2 separate regions of the Homo sapiens genome follow, and region 1 is linked to region 2. Evidence: read pairs that join two places in POLR2A ChIA-PET (ENCODE). Cell type or tissue: Panc1. All regions are shown on one strand. Region 1 has its middle 31 kb from the start of DDIT4. Region 2 overlaps PSAP (prosaposin).

The links. ChIA-PET counts read pairs that join two places held together with the same protein. Peaks named below come from ENCODE experiments on the same cell type or tissue, not always from the same donor. Only the 100,000 strongest peaks of a DNase experiment are listed, where the experiment ranks them.
Region 1: POLR2A ChIA-PET joins it to region 2 with 5 read pairs; 2 of 35 experiments call an interaction of 5 or more read pairs at or near these places.

Annotation. Positions count from the first base shown.
Region 1 is chr10:72,304,045-72,306,544 of GRCh38, forward strand. No RefSeq gene overlaps it. Among named protein-coding and RNA genes, the nearest start is that of DDIT4, 31 kb to the left of the region's middle. In Panc1, no CTCF peak of the experiment used is centred here; no DNase peak of the experiment used is centred here; H3K27ac peaks cover 1,482 bases.
Region 2 is chr10:71,826,060-71,828,559 of GRCh38, forward strand. It overlaps PSAP (prosaposin), which reads right to left. Exons shown (of 14, transcript NM_002778.4): 6 at 1,955-2,098. Among named protein-coding and RNA genes, the nearest start is that of PSAP, 24 kb to the right of the region's middle. In Panc1, no CTCF peak of the experiment used is centred here; no DNase peak of the experiment used is centred here.

The DNA.
Region 1 (2,500 bases), 480 kb after region 2:
CAGCTCTACACAACAGACTGTTCCAGAACCCAGAGAGGGCTGCACCTGCTCAGCCACTCTACAGTCCTGCTCCACACTGCCCTGTTGTCTTCCTGCTTCCTCTAGGGTCCTTGCCTCTCATCCCATTCCTTACTCAGCCTCTCTTGCCCACTCTTGGGAAGCAGCCTCCTGTTTTTTAGCTTTGCCATCCCCACTCTGCCTGCGTTTCTCAAGCCACCTTCATGATTCCTGTCCCAGCCTCAGAGCTACCTGGAGGGCTATGCACTCAATATTTTTTCTTTTTTTTGAGACGGAGTCTTGCACTGTTGCCCAGGCTGGAGTGCAATGGTGTGATATTGGTTCACTGCAACCTCTGCCTCCTGGGTTCAAGCAATTCTCCTGCCTCAGCCTCCCTAGTAGCTGGGATTACAGGTGCCTGTCACCATGCCCAGCTAATTTTTTGTATTTTTAGTAGAGATGGGGTTTCACTATATTGGCCAGACTGGTCTCGAACTCCTGAACTCGTGATCCACCCGCCTCGGCCTCCCAAAGTGCTGGGATTACAGGCGTGAGCCACCGCACCCGGCAAATATTTTTTCTTTAAAACAATGTTAGGAGGCCGGGCGCGGTGGCTCACGCCTGTAATCCCAGCACTTTGGGAGGCTGAGGCAGGCGGACCACAAGGTCAGGAGATCGAGACCATCCTGGCTAACACCATGAAACCCCATCTCTACTAAAAATATACAACAAATTAGCCGGGCGTGGCGGCATGCGCCTGTAGTCCCAGCTGCTGGGGAGGCTGAGGCAGGAGAATGGCGTGAACCTGGGAGGCGGAGCTTGCAGTGAGCTGAGATCGCACCACTGCACTCCAGCCTGGGCGACAGAGCGACACTCCGTCTTAAAAAAAAGAAAAACAAAAAAAACAAACAAAAAACAATGTTAGGTTGCTTTTTTGTGGGGGAGGGGAGATGGAGTCTCACTCTATCGCCCAGGCTGGAGTGCAGTGGTGCGATCCAGGCTCACTGCAACCTCCGCCCACCCGCACCCCCATGTTCAAGTGATTATCCTGCTTCAGCCTCCTCAGTAGCTGGGATTGCAGGCACGTGTCACCACCACCAGCTAATGTTTTTTGTTTGTTTGTTTGAGTAGAGACAGCATTTCACTAAGTTAGGCAGGCTGGTTTCAAACTCCTGACCTCAAGTAATCTGCCCACCTCGGCCTCCCAAAGTGCTGGGATTACAGGCATGAGCCACCGCGCCCAGTCACATCACATTAAATTTTAATTAGAAATACTTGCTCTTGTATCACCTAAAATTATCTTGCATAGCACCACATTGGAAACTGTCTTATACGATGGTTCAGGGAGAAGGTGGTGCTTATTTATGAATAGTAATGATAGTCTCAGGTTAGCAGCGAGCTTTATGCCTCATCCACACATTCATGGTTTCATTGGATCCTCTCAGTTCCTGCACTATGAGCATCATTGGTCTCACTTTACAGACAAGGAAACTAAGACTAAAAGGGTAGTCGTGCCTTGCCTAGGATCACACAGCAAGTTAAGATTTTAATCAACATTCAAGGCACTGATGACTCCAGACCTAGATGAAGGCAAGAAGCACGCAGTACTTTCCTGTCTCCTGCCAGAACCACAAGAGCCACAGGGTGGCAACTCATAGCATCAGGAGTTTGAATTAGACCTGAAGAAGAACTTCCTGGCAAGAAATGTTTAGACATCAGAATGAGTGTCCGAGGAAGGGCGTGGAGAGCCCAGCTTCCGAAGTGCTCAAAACAAGATAAAGACTTGTCCAGCTGGGATGATTCCAGTGCTGCCTGGAGGCAAGAGAACGGACTGAATGACCTCCAGAGGTCTGCTCCAGCCCCCAAGATTGGTGTACCCTGCCATCAAGGTGGCCATTCTTGCCATTTCCCCAAAGCATCTTTTTTTTTTTTTTTTTTTTGAGGTGGAGTTTCCCTCTTGTTGCCCAGGCTGGAGTGCAATGGCATGATCTTGGCTCACCACAACCTCCACCTCCCAGATTCAAGCAATTCTCCTGCGTCAGCCTCCCAAGTAGCTGGGATTACAGGCATGTGCCACCACGCCTGGCTAATTTTGTATTTTTAGTAGAGACGGGGTTTCTCCATGTTTGGTCAGGCTGGTCTTGAACTCCCGACCTCAGGTGATCCACCTGCCTTGGCCTCCCAAAGTCCTGGGATTACAGGCATGAGCCGCCACACCTGGCCTCCCCAAAGCATCTATTAAGCAAGGAGGCTCCAACTTAAAGACACTGGGACAAAGCTTGTCTTGGCCCCTGGCCCTGAGAGGGAGTGGTTGACCACAGCCACAGATGCAGGTGGCTGGTGAGGGGGGTCAGAAGCAGTTTGGAGGGGCTAGAGCATCCCTTCCCCTCTCCTCTGGCAGCTCTGCCCCCGAGTTTCCAAGGCTGGGGTTCCAAGACCTACCTACCCTCAGAATCACTGGAGGCTGCTCGGCCATCTGGGCTGAGAAACCTGCATTTCTTCA
Region 2 (2,500 bases):
AAAATGACAATTTGGTTACTCTATCATTTATAGGAAATGTGTGCAAAAGACGTTTTGAAAATGTTTCTTAAGGGACCTTAAAGATTCCACCCTCCTGTCTCCTTTATCTTATAACCTCACGTGCCCCAGGATCACACAGCAACTATTCAGTGGCAATTTGGAGAGAAGGCAGCTAGGAGATACACTGCTTAGGAACTGGAGCTTACCTTTCAAAGCCATTTACACAATCTCAGATGGCATTATAAAGCTTAAATCCAGTAGAGTCAAGTTATAATGATTTTTAACTGCTTATTTTCAGACAATCTAGATACTTCCAGTAGACTCCACAGAATTGCTCCTTGTATTTGGGGAGCTTCTACAGAGAGAGGACCAAAGGTAACATGATACAGCCTCTCAGAGAGGGTTCAACTGGGAAACCTGTTTAAATGGTGTTATGCAAAGACACTTAAAATGAGGCTACAGGATTCCTAGGCTTTCAAAATGAATGAATGTTCACCTGATTAACATTCCTAACGGAAAGTCAGAGAGAAACCCTCAGCTGGGCGTGGTGGCTCACTCCTGTAATCCCAGCTACTTGGGAGGCTGAGAAGAGGATTGTTTGAGCCCAGGAGGTAAAGGCTGCAGTGAGCTATGATTGTGCCACCGCACTCCAGCCTGGGTGACAGAGCTAAACCCTGTCTCAAGAAAAAAAAAAAAATGGAGAAGGCCTCATCTCCTAGAGCCGGCCACTCCACCCAAAAAGCCTCGCTAGATCCCAAAGGACAGAGTAATTACAACCAGCTTCTCAGCTGCCAGTCTAGCAGGTTTCTTCAGTTGTCAGGTACTAAAAATGGCATTTTGGTTTTACACATCCACCTGAGTGTGATTAATAATCTTGGAATAGGGTCCCAGAATGAAACGATCTAAGTAAGGGGCCAAGAAAATGAGTTTCTGAGCCCACAGGACTAAGGGAGGCTTCCAGGTGAACCATGGTCAGCGACCATGCTTGCTGCAGGAGCACAGCTGGAATTCTCAGTGTCACATACATTAGCCAAGCTTTCAAAAATGGGGTAAATGGCCGGGCGCGGTGGCTCACGCCTGTAATCCCAGCACTTTGGGAGGCCGAGGCAGGCGGATCATGAGGTCAGGAGATCGAGACCATCCTGGCTAACACAGTGAAACCCCGTCTCCACTAAAAAATACAAAAATAATTAGCCGGGCATGGTGGCGGGCACTTGTAGTCCCAGCTACTCAGGAGGCTGAGGCAGGAGAATGGCGTGAACCCGGGAGGCGGAGCTTGCAGTGAGCCGAGATCGCGCCACTGCATTTCAGCCTGGGCGACAGAGCGAGACTCCGTCTCAAAAAAGAAAAAAAAAAAAGAAAAGAAAAGAAAAAAATGGGGTAAAGGCCGGGCGCAGAGACTCACGCCTGTAATCCTAGCACTTTGGGAGGCTGAAGCGGGCAGATCACTTGAGATCAGGAGTTTGAGACCAGCCTGACAAACACGGTGAAACCCCATCTCTACTAAAAATACAAAAATTAGCTGGGCGTGATTGCACACACCTGTAATCCCAGCTACTCGGGAGGCTAAGGCAGGAGAATCCCTGGAACCCATGAGGTAGAGGTTGCAGTGAGCTGAGATCACGCCACTGCACTCCAGCCTGGGCAACAGAGCAACACTCAGTCTCAAAAAAAAAAAAAAAAAATGGGGGCAAAAAGTATTTCTACAGTGTTCCTAATACACAGGGTGCCTGGCAGGAAACAAAATCTTCCCAGAAACAGTCTCCTACTTTTTGTTCCCAGTTTTGTTACATATCCAGATGCCATTAACCAAAATAGATTCAAGTCTGCACTACCTATTCAAGCTGCTTTCTGGGAAAAAAGAGAAGGATGTTGTCTGAACGCCCTACTCCAGCCTCCACAGCCCAACTCCCAGGCCCAGAACATCCCCAATGCACAAGGACACAAGGCTCACTATGTCGGCCATGCCAGGGCCCAGGCGGTCACACTCCTCCTTGACATGTTCCACCAAGGCCTGGACAAAGGTGGAGTTGGTCCGTACAGCAGTCTGGATGTCAGTCACCATCTGAATGCAGTCCTGGCAAACGTCCCCATTATCCTACAGAAGAGGCAGTTAGGTTTGCAACTTAAGAGGACTCAAATTCCTAGGAAAACGTCCTTATATACTCAGGGCTGCAGCATTAGGGGGCACTTGCTGACCAGTTCCTAAGATGCTTTACAGGCTCTCAAATTACTGATAGGCTTAAAATCGATTAAGTGTTCATTATAGTAACAGTATGGTATAAAAAGGGGGTTTAGTATAAATAAAAAGGTTGGCCAGGCACAGTGGCTCACACCTGTAATCCCAGCACTTTGGGAAGCCGAGGCAGGCAGATCGCTTGAACCCAGGAGTTTGAGACCAGTCTGAGCAACATGGCAAAACAAAAAATACAAAAATTAGCCAGGTGTGGTGGTGTGCATTTGTACTCCCAGCTACTTAGGAGGCTAAGGTGGGAGGATC